Linked DNA regions of Mus musculus: region 1 is linked to region 2. A link is a loop called in an ENCODE intact Hi-C map of the cell type or tissue named here. Cell type or tissue: gastrocnemius. All regions are shown on one strand. Each heading gives the region's core, and the rest is flanking DNA. Links, peaks and the distances in the headings are about the cores only.

Evidence for each region. Hi-C counts contacts between places; a loop is a spot of excess contacts. Peaks named below come from ENCODE experiments on the same cell type or tissue, not always from the same donor. Only the 100,000 strongest peaks of a DNase experiment are listed, where the experiment ranks them.
Region 1: a loop joins it to region 2, with 2.5 times the contacts of the local background. A loop is called at or near these places in 4 of 42 quality-filtered maps.

The regions. Positions count from the first base shown.
Region 1 is chr6:34,274,713-34,281,786 of GRCm38, forward strand. No RefSeq gene overlaps it. Among named protein-coding and RNA genes, the nearest start is that of Akr1b3, 39 kb to the right of the region's middle. In gastrocnemius, for the core only: a CTCF peak has its summit at 3,205; a DNase peak (open chromatin) is centred at 3,200; H3K4me3 peaks cover 306 bases.
Region 2 is chr6:34,026,065-34,033,138 of GRCm38, forward strand. Lrguk (leucine-rich repeats and guanylate kinase domain containing) reads left to right here and starts at 3,384. Exons shown (of 20, transcript NM_028886.1): 1 at 3,384-3,689. The coding sequence starts at 3,393. It overlaps Gm38786 (a long non-coding RNA gene), which reads right to left and starts at 3,660. Exons shown (of 4, transcript XR_868961.1): 1 at 3,576-3,660. In gastrocnemius, for the core only: no CTCF peak of the experiment used is centred there; DNase peaks (open chromatin) are centred at 3,371 and 3,722; H3K4me3 peaks cover 1,269 bases; H3K27ac peaks cover 791 bases.

The DNA.
Region 1 (7,074 bases), core at 904-5,903, 250 kb after region 2:
GCCCCAGGATTGTACAAAGATAATCATAAGTGATACAAATGATCACCCTAGGGCATAAAGATTTTAATTTTTATGCTTTTTGGGGTACACTCACTTACATTGAAAGGTCAGTCAGTGTGTGTCTGTGTCTACAGATGGCTGTAGACTGGCATACTCTACTTGGTGAATACATGCCTGCATTTCTGCAAAAGAGGTATCTATAGAGCAGAGACTAGATCATTTATTCTCAACACTGACCAGATATGAACCTCTACATTAACTATCACCCTCTCCAAAAGAGGAGTGTCTCTATAATCTACTAAAATCACCACTACCCAGGAGTTAAAGGTTTCTATAAACCCAGACATGAGCACCGTGAACTAAGCAGCTGTGCTTCCAATTATACTGGTACTTTCTGGAGTTTTATCTTATGCCCCTACATATTGATATGCATTGTCAATTTGGCCTCAGCCCCTTGTGGGCAGGGAAGAGCTATGGTCATCGATCAGTATTTACTAGCTGATTGATTGAGTTCCTCTCAGACTCTGTTCCTAGCTATACCACTAATTAGCTCGTCGTCCTTGAGTTAGGCAGTTAGTTGTTCTGACTCCGGGTTCCATGAAAAGAGCTCACGATCTTTCTGTGCTTCATTCTGTTTCCTTTCATTTTGCTTTGTTTGTTTGTTTTTCTTATTTGAAACAAGGACTCGTGTAGCCCAGGCTGGCCTCAGACTCAGTGTACAGCTGAGGACGATCCTGGACTCTCACCTTCTGACTTCAGTTCACAAGTTCTGAGATTCCAGCACCACACCTAGACATAATTAATAATCGTCATGGTCCCTTCCAGCTTTAAGTTACTATGAAGTATTTTGTCCTACCATGTTTTTGGAAACTAGCCATAGAAGTCCTGCTGCTTTTGACTTGATCAGTACTCCAGCCTTCTGAGTACAGGGAGTGCAAATAAAGGCAGTGCGAGAGAAGAAAATGGTAGCAGCTTTGCCGAGAGTCAAGGAAGGAGAAGGCCCAGGAGACGGTGGCTCAATTCCCCAGCAAAACAACTCATATAAACGAGCTGATGATAGTCTTTGATTGCCCATGTCAAAATTAATAGACCTTAAAGAGACTTCAGAAATATGTTCTCTTGAGTTGTTCAGGAAAATCCATGCACGGGGGAAGCAGAAATCTAGAAAGTCAATAGAAGTTATTGTCATTGTTTCTATTTTCTTTCTCCTGCTTTTCGAAAATAAAGACCCAAGAGGGGATCGTTAAACAGGGTCTGATGGCTTCATTTATCATCAAGGAGCCATCTTGGTCCTCTCCCCTCTGCCTTCCTTTCAGTCTCCTTTCTTCCCTGTGTTTATGTGTCTGCTGCTCTTTCATGCCACACTGTGGGTTGTGATGTGGTTAGGAAAGCACAGGCCCCAGCTCAGAGGACAGCTACGGAAGGGCTCCTGGTGATGTAGTGAATAGGGTAACACAGTTCTCATGTGACATAGGATGGGACCAAGTGAGGAACTCCCAACAGTCTGAAGAAGCTCTTCCCAATATGTGAATACATGCACACGTGCACGCATGTGCGTGTGCACACACACATACACACACACACACACACATGCACACAAATACACATGAGCACACAAATGTGCACACACATGCATGCACCCACGCACAAACAAGCATACATAGGCATGCGCACACACACACACACACACACACGTATTAACACAAACACATTCATGCACAAACACATGCATGTATGCACACTCATAATAAACAGATTGTATTAGGTACAAAAAATACCTGGCTGCATAAACAGGATCAATGCTTTCTCTTCTTCACTCAGTAGCTTCAGCATCTACCCACCACAGCATTACTCAGATGCCTTCCTTCACGTCTTACCCTGCCCCTGTGAAGTGAATCATGTCCCTAAATGACACTGCACAATGTCTACGCTCAGCTTTCTTGAGCTCTGTGTATTTGTGTTCACCCCTCTGGAGCTCTGTCCTACCTGTGCCCTCACTGAACTTAGGCAAGGAGAAGAGCCAGGCCTCTGCGTGTTTCGTGTATGGTGTGTGGTTCCAGCTGCATGTCCCTCCTTCAGCTTTGGAGTCACTGCAGAAGCCTGCAGATGGGAGAGGGACAGTAGATGTCCTTAGGAAACTGAAGATGTGAGTTTCTAAGCCCAGGGGACCTTCATTCTGGGTTTGCTCTAAGTCTATTTTTACTTCATTGATTTCAGTTCCAGCTGGGACTGCGTTTGCCCATTCACTTAAAAATGCTTCATTTCCCTCCCTCTCCTTTATGCCTTTCTCTGCTCTGCCCTTGGAAGCGGAAGAGAATTACGTTGTCTCTGCTGCTCTGCACGGAGGCTCCCAGTGCCTTCCTTCCTGGGTGCAGACAGATGTTGTTGAACCCACTGCCCTGCCATGAGAGAACCACTAGGAAACCAGCTTTGCTGGTGAGTGCTGACCACTGGACAGCATTGTCTGTAGAGAACATGCTGGGTTTGGAGAGATCTCTCTGGGGTTCACTGTCCCCAGGCCTGAAGTTTTCTGTCTTGAAGAAATGATTGTGGTAAGAATTAAATGAGAGGTCTGGAGAGGTGGACAAGTGCTTAAGAGCACTTCCTGGTCTTGTAGCTAACTCAGGTTCCCAGGATCGGTTCCCAGCACCCATATGTCAGCTCAAAGCTGACTGCTTCTCCAGTTCCACGGGGTCTTGCCACCTCTTTGGGCCTCCATGGGACACCGGGAATACGTATGGCGTACATATAGACATGTAGGTGAATAAAATAAAACAAATAGATAAAGCCTTTTTAAAAGATTTTTTTTTAAAATAATAAAGCTTTAGCACCGAGGAGGTAATCAGTAAATTATAGACCTCTCTCTCCCATTGTCTGTAAAATCTGTCTTAAGTCCTGGACAGAAAGCAGGCAAATGGCTTCTCATAACGCAGACATTTTCAGGCTTTCCTAACTTGTCCTTCATCCTCCATCCTTGCCCATACCTGGAAGCCATTACAGAAACTATCCCGAAAACCCACGATGAGAGAGAAAACATGCCTAGCCTCTATTGCAGACAGCATGATTCTCACGGAGTCACCGTCTGTCTAAGTTACACAAACTTACAGAAGATGAAAAGCAGAAAAAAATGGAATTCACACCAAAACCACAGCGCAAGTCAAAACTTCCAGCCGCCCCGACACTAAAGAAAGTAGAGCAATGCTGTCCCCAAGTGTTCATACTCTGAATGACAGTTTTTAACTGCAGGGTTTTTCTTTTAACTCCCTCCATCTGATGGGTAACGCCCAGCTTCAAACTGATCCAAGCCCCATGTCAAGAAAGTACATGGAGGATGGAAACAGGTAGCGTAAATAAAACATCAAAGGACTGTGTTGATAATCGAGACAATCGAGGCAGTGAGGCTGCCGTGGGAAAAACGAATTCTCTTGAAAGAGGAACAAAAGAAACAGCCCTTACTGATGCAGGACTGGTTTTGAAAATGTGGTTCTTATACTATCACAGGAGAATCTCTGAAGAGCTTCAGTAAAGATTCAGATTCCTGGTCCCATAGTCAGAACTGTGGGGGAGGGCATAGTTTGTACTGTTTGTGAGTGCCCTACCCAAGCAATTTAAGTTTGGGAACAGAAGCCTTGAAGAGCCAATGACTTACTGTATAACACGAGAAAGAGAAATCAACAGGCAGGAGAAGAAATCATGTCTAAAAGGGGCAGAATATTGAATGGAAAGAGAAGCTTTAATACGAAAGGGGGTAAAAAAAAAAAACTTCCACAGTGTCTTAAAGCTGGGAGAGACCATTAAGATTATGAGTTCTATCTGGATGTGGTTGTGCGATTCCAGCACTTGTGAGTGGAGCTGGAGAGTCACGTGACTCCCCAAGTAAACACATTTCCTTGGCCCAAGTGGGCTCCATGCATCCTTTAAAAAAGTAGGGGAATGCCTGTCTTTGGTGTTTGCTTTCTTCCAGGACCAGCAAGGTGCCTGGCAGCCTCACATACTTGATAGATGCAATGCAGGGAAGTGGACGCTCAGATGCGAGGGAGCCTTCCTTTGAGTGGGGTCTCTTAGGCCCCTTTCTGGGAGGAGGCCACAGCACCATGGGATCCCAATCTATTCCTGGTAAACAGCCACTGTGGAATGAGAGTCCCAAGGCACCCTGAAGACTGCTCAGGAGGAGTCATGGCATCCGTTGTAGGTCTGTTGGTGGATGGGAAATGAAAAAAAAAAAAACAGATAAAAATGTCAGTTGGCAAATGTGACATTTGCCTATTCCTGTGGTTATATACTCCCAGAGTGGCCCATTTCAAGACACAATGTGGCATCCCTGAACATTGACAATCAGATTCAACCTCAAGCAACCCCCTGAGCATAGACAATAGAAGCATATAATAAAACCACTAAGAAGTGATGTTTTGAGTACGAATTGTGTGTTTCTAATATTATATATTGAATTATGAAAATGTATGGACTTAATTTTTAAACCCAATCATGCTTTTCCTTTGCAAGTTTCCCAGAACTATGAAAATCAGCTCTTGTGAGCCGGCAGGAACTAGCTCTGGTATTCCATCAACCTGAGCCAATAATTATTCTGCCACTAACCTGAGGCCAGAGACAGAAGCCATGGGCAATCTTGGGGAAGAAGCCATTGATGGCGCTGCTGAAAAGAGCACTCCTCTTGTCTGGCTCTGAGGCCACCACTGGGTGACAATGAAACATCACCTTGTTGAGCCCTGGCTTTTGCCCTTATGCTCTTTTTTCATTTTGGGGTTAGGCCTGCTCTGGCCTCTCTGAGGGGACTCAGGGACACAGAACAGCCCACCCAGTGCAGTCCTGGACCCTGGAGAGTCCACTTAATGTTGATGGTTGAAAGTATCAGACAGTAGAGAAGGCTGTGACCAAAGCACAGGAAGACCTGACTTCTGGTTTTCATGATGCCATTACTAAGTTGTTCAACTTTGAAGTCTCTGTGCCGCTGTTTCCTCGTCTGGGAGAGAAAGTTAGTTAAGACATCTGAATCTGAAGTCTCCATCCTCAAGGTCTGACTTCCCCATTGGGTCACTGGGTATAGGAACTTTCTAACCCACAAGAAGAGGCTCTAATCCATGGAAAACTTTACCGGGAGCCCGACTTGTCTGTTCATGGCAGGAGTCCAGGGGCATGCATAGGATATCCTGGAAATTCCAGAGAGGGGCACATCTGTGCCAGAGGGCTGGAGCAGGCTTTAGGACCACAGCCTTGGATTGCTTAGGAGACACGTCAGGGAAAGTTCCAGCCAAGTCCTTTCTCATCTCTTCTGGGAGATGACTGTGGGATAGGAAGTCGCAGGAGAGAGACGACGGTGTGAATACCACAGACTGTTACTTTTAAATAGCAAACTTTATCAGGGGTGAATTACATTTCATCCTTTAAAAGCAAGGGTATAGTTAACAAGTCAAGAATAAAGAGAAGGCTCTTAGGGATAGAGAGGGGTGAGAGAACGTTCTAGAAGCCTCTATACTCAGTTGTAATAGTAAGTCTTTCCTTTGGAATAAGAATTATAACAGAATGCATTTCTTTATTCCTTGATCAGCACTCTAGTGAGACTTGTCTATCCCATGATAGAAGAACTAGACCAGGACAGTGGATGTCCATCCTTGTCCTAAGTGAAGGAGAATGAGAAGGGAGAGGTGGATCCTGATGGCTCTTGCTCCAGGCCTCCAGACTTCCTTTCCATACGAAGATTTCTTTAGGCAGTGCCTGGTGGGGTTCTGGGCCTCTTCCCCCAGCAACTTTTGGCCTCTGTGGAAAAATCCCCTTTCCCTTTTGTTGAGCTGGGGCTGAGATGGAAGTTTCCAGAGGAATTTTTTCCTCAGAACCCAAGGGATGGAAAATAAGCACAAGGTCCTTAGAAAAATCCCCATTCTGGTGGAGTGTAGATTTCCACAGACCCAGGCTAAAGGCAAGGGTTAGTGGGCTCTTTCTCTGGTCTCAAACCTAAGCAGTGTCCCACTTGGTACCAACCCCACCTCTGCCTTTCCCATACCATTTTGGGCTGGGGCTGTTGGAGATGAGTCTGAAAGACCCTGCTCCTGTGGTGAAGGCAGAGCCTTTGCTCCTGATACCATTCAAGTGGGCTTTAGAATTATGGGGGTACAGGTCTAGCCAGCACCACAGCTAACCCCTGGTCCAACTCATCCAGCCTGTACATTCTCCTTTCAGGGAAGACCTTTAGAGTCTCTTGCACCCATGTGCCAAGGCTGGTAGGCTCTTGTGTATGGCCTGTAGGTTGGCCCAAGGCATAAAGTATCCTGGAAGCTGGACCATCCTTCCCATGGCTTCTCCGGACTGGGGATTCAGAATGGACTCTTTTGGGTCAGAGGGTCAGGTGTGTTCATCACTTGGCCAACTGTGTAAAAACTCAGGCTTCAGAAGGCAAGGAAATGCAGCGCACAGCGTCTTGTCTTTGCTTGCTCACTGGTACCTCCTTGAAAAAGTTGTAGGTGGTGGTGTGGTTCAGGTGGGGCTGGTCCAGGAGAGACAGGACCTAGGAGTCTCAGAGCTGGTTGGCTCTCACAAGCAGAAATTCAGAGGGTCGCCACTTGGCCCAAGCAGAAATTACAAAGCAGCTAAGCCATTATGGACATCACAACCCCAGGCCTCTGAGCTGAGACCCACTCAGCCTACAGGAGGGGATCTAGATTTTCATGAAGTTTTCTGGTTCCGCACAGATCTCACTCCCCACGGCCTCTGAAATCCCTGACTTAGTCCTGCAAATCACTAGCTAACTGCACTACTTAAGCATCAGCAGACCTGGGCCCAAGAAGGCACTTAAACTCCAAGGCCTCTACCCAATGGCCTCGGGACAAACCTCTTAGGTCTTCTGGGGAGCACTAGTCCTGTGACAGGGTGACAGGAGACAGGATGAGCATGCTCACTTTCTCTGTAAAACCCTACTCAGGGGCTTCCTTCTTCTAGGTTCAAATAACGCCATTATGCTCACTGATCAAATTTTTGGGGGTCTTCTCTCTCTTTCACACACACACACACACACACACACACATACACACACACACACACACACACACACACACACTCACA
Region 2 (7,074 bases), core at 746-5,745:
GAACGTCACTGTGCCTGGAGGGTCATTGATTCGCTCTGTAAAAAGTTGGTTCTCGGATAGACTTTTTGAGTCTAGTGTGTTGAGTGGATTCATTGTTCATACTGAAGAACCTTGACTGGCATGTTTGTTCGTGTAAAGATTTATTTATTTTATGTATGTGAGTATACTGTAGCTGTCTTCTGACACACCAGAAGACTGCATCAGATCCCATTAAATGGTTGTGAATCACCATGTGGTTGCTGGGAATTAAACTTGGGACCTCTGGAAGAACAGTCAGTGCTCTTACCCGCTGAGACATCTCTCCAGCTCCAACCAGTTTATTTTTATGATGAGTATTTTGGTGAAGTTTTATCTTGTTCTCTCTCTCTCTCTCTCTCTCTCTCTCTCTCTCTCTCTCTCTCCTCTCCTCTCCTCTCCTCTCTTTCTCTCCCCTGCTTGCTTGCTTTCTTTCTTTCTTTCTTTCTTTCTTTCTTTCTTTCTTTCTTTCCTTCCTTCTTTCTCTTTCTTTCTTTCTTTCTTTCTTTCTTTCTTTCTTTCTTTCTTTCTTTCTCTCCCTTTCCTTCCTTATTCTCTTTCTTTCTCTCTCTCCCCCTCCCTCCCTCTTTTTCTTCATTCTTTTTCTCTCTATCTCTTTCTTTCTTTCTGAAAAAGTTGTAGCTTTGGCAGTGCTGCTCAGTCTACATTAGGTGTCTTGCACTGTTCCCGACCCCCATCCTGCCTTAGGCCAATTGTTGACCTCCCTGGAGCTTCAGTGGACCGACCCATCAAGTGAAAGTAAAGGTAGGTATGGAGATAAAAAGGCCAAATACACATCAGTATCATAAGCCAATCGTTAGGTCTTAATATGTTGTAGTAAATTAGCCTGTTTTGTCTCTGAAAGGAATATTAAATATCAGCCTTCTCTACCAGCTCCTTTACAACTATAAAACCTGTGTTTAGGACAAGGAATTCAGATCTTTTATCTCTCCAACCCAGTAAGACTTTTACATAAACGTTTTAATAGCACCAACCCAGTAAGCCCCTGCTACATTCTCAGATTAAAGTCATTGACTTCCTTTCACCTTCATTTCTCTAGCTTTGATTTTAAAAAACTATCCAATCTTGAGAGCCTGAAGTCAGACTCCAGCCAGTGGAAAAAAGACAGTTGCCACCATCAAGTGGACTTCCTGTCTCTGTGCCTTCATTCTCTCTAAATCATCCTCCTGAAAAAGAGTAACATTTTGCTTTGTTGAGACGCTTCAGATGGAGTGGTGGGCTCTGTCTTTGGGACCTCAAAGTTACTTCGAACAGTCTCTAACTTAGCAAGTCTATGTCACAATTCCTTATCTTGTGGATTCTGAATATGGTTGCCATCTTTAACTCTGATTGACTTGAATAATTACTGATGTCATTTATTGTTTCTGCCACACTCCTTCCCATTTAGCTCCTGAGTAAACAACACAAAGACATCAGAATTCATTAACAAGCTACAAACCTAAACTGGGCAGGTTCTGACACTATGACAACCCAATGAGGCTATTAATAACCAGATGAATATACCCACTGCTTGCCAACTGAGTCTTGTTTTGTTTCATGTGTGGCCTCAGGGTGAGCTTCTCTTGGCCACATGATCATGGGCCATCCTGCCTCATGGAGTCCTCCTTCTTCCTTTACCTTTTTCCTTCTCCTTGTAGTCCCTACCTAAGACCCCCTACTCCATTTCAAGTTCTGCCTTCCTCTCTCTCCTTCCCAGTCTTGGGCTCTAGCCTTTTATTGTCCAAGCAGAGATTGGGGAGAATTCTTTATAGCACATTGGTCAATACAATGCCCACGTCTAGACTGAAATGTGACCTTGGGACACAGAACAAGCATCTGAATGCACAGTTCACGAGACCAACTCCAACAAATAAACTCTCCCCAGCCTGTTTCATTCTAGTCCTTGTAGGGCAAACATGTTTTTCATGTTTTGAAATTATTCTTTGACAGATCCTAACTCTACCATCAAACATTTTTCTCAGTAGATTGCCGTTAGCAAAGTTCCCTCTGCTACAAATGCTGATTAAGTTATTGAAGACACACATAGGGTTTGCGTTTTTATAATTTCTGCAAGAGCAGAGCGAACACTCTAGTCTTCTTAGTTAGGTGGATCCAGACCCTAAGGCAATGAGGTTGGAGAGAAATCCCTTGTCAAAATCGGTACCCACTAGGAAAAGAAATAACAGGCAAGGCAAACCTAGCAGAGAGATACTTTCATTGCGCCCTTTCCAGTTACGAGCCGCAAGATAATGAAGGAAGGTAATTCTGAAAGCTTTATGTCAGTTTTAATGGTCCCTCAAGCACTAAGAAAGATAATAGTCAATGGATGGTGTCCATAAGAATTTTTTCTCCTTTTCCCCTGACAGCCATTGATAGGATCATTTTGTATTTGTAATGGCTGTCACTGAAGCATGGAGAAATGGCCCAGTAAGGCCAGAGGATGAAGACAACTTCCCTGTCAGGATCTCTGTTGTCATTGCTATGGCAATAATAGTTGCTACAGTTCTCGTTCTGTTTTTCTATAGCATGTCTATTTTGTGGAGCTTAAGGCTATAGGATTTGGGTTTCATAAAATCACACTAGCAGAATGCCATGCCTTTTCTAATCCTTCAAGAAGAACATTTGATAAAACTATTCAGCAGGATGAAAATAATTACAGATGCAGGTCACTTGACTAATTATTGATGGAATACTAACCTCTTCACAGGGGTTCAGATACACTACAATTAGTTTGATTTATTTTCCTTTTCTCTCCTCCCTTTCCCTTCCTTCCCTTCCCCAATCTGCCCCTCTGGTCCCACTGCTAGCTTTTTTCTTCCCAAGGACCAGACTCAGAGTTGGACAGGTATGTAAATTAACTACAAATGAGCTCTTAAAATCCTTTGGTAGTTTCTCTTCATTATCTACAATGAAAGGAAAAGGAGAGGAGTCAGGTCTTTTCAATCTTCTATGTCACGGCCTCATCTCCTCCCACGGCGCTGTGCATAGTGTTAAATTTCATCTTTACTAGCTTTCCGACCGACAGAATTAGGGATGTCAAATGCTTCCAAAGTTCGATGGTGTGAATGAAGCCAGACTGGAGATGCTTGTGTGAATGTTATCAAATGTGAGGTGAACAAGCTCAAAGAAGGACAGGCAGCAAGAAGACAAAGAAAGTGGGTGGAGAAAAGGGATTAAAAGTACATGCAAAAAGGAACAACACTAGCCACTGAACGTAAAGAGGAAAATAAAAGAAGCAGCAGAACGCTGCAAAAGTGAACGCCAATGGAGACCTTGACAGAATGTGCAAGTACGGAAGCTTGGACTACAGCCCCCCAGAGTTCCTTGCAGCGCCGCGGGCCATGACGTCAGTCTCCTAGGCAACGCGTATAAACAAGATGGCGGCCTTCGAGCGAAATCCCTCGAGATGGAAAGGCACCCGTTTCAGGCGGGGTTTGGGCGCCTCTCGCATTGCAGCCCAGGCGATACTGTCGCTCACAGAAAAACAAAGTCAGGGCCGTTGGCCTTCTTTCCCCCTGGGTCTGAAGTCAAAAGGGACTTTCAGAAGCGCCTCCTCTTACCTCCTCCACCAGCTCATCCACCGCTCTCATGAGGCAGAAGCGGAGCAAGAAGAGAAGCAACAGGAGGACGGAGAATCTGAAGAGTCAGAGGAGTCCGAAATGCAGAATTTGGAGGTGTGCCTCCCCCCCTCCCCAACCCGCACCCCAGTCTCAGGCATCCTCCAGCCGCTCAACCTGGCTGCCTCAGCGGCAGCTTGCTTCTGCCTTCTCTAGCCCTGGGCTCAGCCCACTCCACTCTAGCCAGAGGGCAAGGGCTTTTCTTTGCTGCTTATTTTTATTCCCCCATTTCTCGTGTGCTTCACCTCCTGTCTTGGAGAAAGGGGGTGAAACCCTCCAAATATTTACTTTCTTTTCCTAGTTTCTTATCTGTCAGATTACACACTGTTATAACGGGGGGAAAAAAATCAGTGTACCAGTATGGGTTTAATGCTTTCAAAATTACGCATTGACAAAATTATGCGGGCCATTCATCTTCTTCCTTCCTCCAGGGTGGTTTAAAAAAAAATCCCAATGCTCTGCTGAAGACGAAATAATGTATACGTTTTATATGTTACTTCTGCTCGGGGTATTTGTGTGCCTATTTAAGCACTCCCACTCTTTCTGGTTAGAAGGGAGCCACAGCATGATCAGAGAGAGCCAGCTCACCCCTAGTTGGCAGAGTTTGGCTTATGGGGAGCGTTCCCAACGCTCTTAACTATTTTCCTAATCTCCTGATTCCACTTCCCTTCCCCACTTGACTGTATTCCCACACACCGACTGTCCTTCCTCATCCCTTCGCTTCCTTCCACCTTGCATTCCCTTACTCCTAGTATTGGCTTCTATTTATTGTGCTTTTTCAAAATCGTAGGTTGATCTGTTTCCCTCTCATACCCAGTTAGGCTTTTCTCTCTGTCATAGCTACTCAGAACCAACATCTTTCTTGATTTCACTTCTTGCCTTTTTTCGCTGCTCCCCCTTCTTTTCCCTCAGCTTCTTCACAAGCCACCTTTCTCCCCCTGTCAAACATGGCTCCTGGTTTGCCTTCTTTCTTGTCCTTCCTGCCTCTGACCTCCCGTTACTCCACTTCTGCCCTCCTTTCCCTGGGCTCTTGTCTCTAATGCCCTTTCCTGCACTTGGAATATTTGGCCTATTTCCCCCCTCATCCCTCTTTTTGTTTTTCCTAGTCTACATCTTTCTTCCTGGGCTGGTTGCATTCTAACGTTGCTTGAAGTTGGCTATAGCAGTGTGCTGGCAATGGCGTTCTTGCCATTCTCACCCGGCACTGAGAGGCAGAGATAGGGTGATTGTCGTGAGTTAGAGGTTAGCCTGGTCTACACACCCAGTTTCTGATTAGCTAGAAACACTGATAGAACCACACAGTGAGACCGTGCCTTAACAATAACGATGATGATGATGATGATGGTGATGCTGGTGATGATGATGAAGATAATGATAACAAACAACCAAAAAGGCCATCATTTATTTTATTCTCCCTTTGTTGGTTAATTTTCCACCTTCAGCTGAGACTACGACAAACCGTAGCTGTGTTTGTGCTCCTTCGAAATGTTTGTGTGGTTTCCACCATCTTCCACCCCAGAGGAATTCACAAATGAACCACCAGCATTACTTATGATTCTAATTAGCACAGGCTCCTTGGATATGAGTTCATTAGCGCCATCATTAATCTGTCTTCAGGATGCCATTAACAAGCCGTTAGAAGGGGTCCATCCAACTGGCTACCCCTTTCTGGTTTGGAGACTATGTTGAGAAAAAGTTTATTATTTCCTCCAGTTATATTCTAAATACTGATACTGACTTTTCACGGTATTGCATTTTAAAATGTGGAATGAGCTGAAAAGTTGTGAAGTATACGTTCTTGTTGAGTGGTTGATTTCCCGTTTCTCACCCTGATTCCAAGTAATCACGTGGTGGCCATATTCATCAGTGCAGCCTGCTTCAGACTGCAGAAGCCCTGATGACTTTAAGGGAAGCGGCTGAGACTGGCTGTTTGGAGCACAGCCTTTGTGATGAAAGGCTTGTGGCTGGGATGTGGGCTAGCCTTTGGTTAGTACCAAGATTCTGAATAAGTGATTTAGCTTATAATGTGCTTGAGAGTCCCCTCTGTCTCGTGGATAACTAAATGCTATCCTATATGTAAAATGCTTAGCATCGGGCCGGTGAGATAGCTTCTCATGTAAAGACATTCGCTGCCAAGCTTGATGACCTGAGTTCAACCCCCTTGACCCACATAGTGGAAGAAGAGACTTGACTCTCCAACGTGGTCCTATGACGTCCACATGTGTGCTGTGGCATGTGTGCATGTACACAATACACATACAAATAGAAAGTGTAGTAAAAATCCCAAACACTTAGCATAGTAGAGTCCTGATACTAAAAACAGTAATTCAGACATTTCTAATTGCTACCTGTAGCTTGTTAAAGTGGTTTTAGCCCTATGGAACGAACATTTACCAAGCAATTGCTTAATAGGAAACAGGAAACACTCTTTGACCGCGTCTCGACCCAACATTTGGTGCGTGAAAACTTCCCATTGCCAGTACCAGTCACTCAATGTGAGCCACAGTGCCTATTCACTGGGATAGTTACAGACTCCAAATTTAGTAAGAGACTACCGTAAAGTTTTCATCTGCTGGATAGAGTAGGCACTCAGAAGTTACAGATGGAATAAGTAAGTGATGGCAGTTAAAATAGAAGACGACGCTGTGACTGAGATGTGACGGAAGACATGCAGGGTCCATGCTCTCAGAGTGACACATGGGTATGTCACAGCAAGCAGCACCTGGAGTTTCATACACAGAGACAGGATCAGCTGCACTTGGGAGTTAAAACGTAAGAGCGGAACAAGCAGCTGAAGCTGGGGTAGGGCTAGGCTCTGGGCTGTGCACAGACACTCACTTGATACTGTAAGCAGTTCTCTGATGACCAGGTAAATTTAGGTGATAGGGTGGTATGTATTCTAGCAGTATCTATAGGGGAGCGGGGAGATTCCGGACTAAGGGAGTGCTTGGAACATAAAGTAGGTTAAAGATAAAACACTTACGATGAAACCATCACCAATTGGGTGTCAGAGACCTCATTGTCACTGTGAGACAGGACAGTGGGGGATACTGGGTCATGGCAAAGGGAATCAGAGACAGACGTTACTATATATTAAGGAATTGGGTTTAAGAATCATATGACTGAAAATCAGGGAGGAGGGATCTCAGAGGCAGAAGCTGTGGAGTTCATAGCTCTAGGTCTGTGAAATAGGCCAGGAAGGAAGGAAAAGCCAGGGAGAGGAGGGGAGGTGGGAAGGACAGCAGTATAGGAAAACAGATTCTTCGCTGATGTGCAGGTGAAGACGAGTGTGAGAAGGGACCAATCCAGAGGTGTAGGAGAAGAAGAGCTACATGCTAGCTGTATGATCACGCTCCGCTGGGGCAAGGACATCTCCAGAACAAGGAGCTGGGTTATTCTGCCAATAGGTCAAATGGGAAGAGGCCTGTTTGCCCATTGGCAG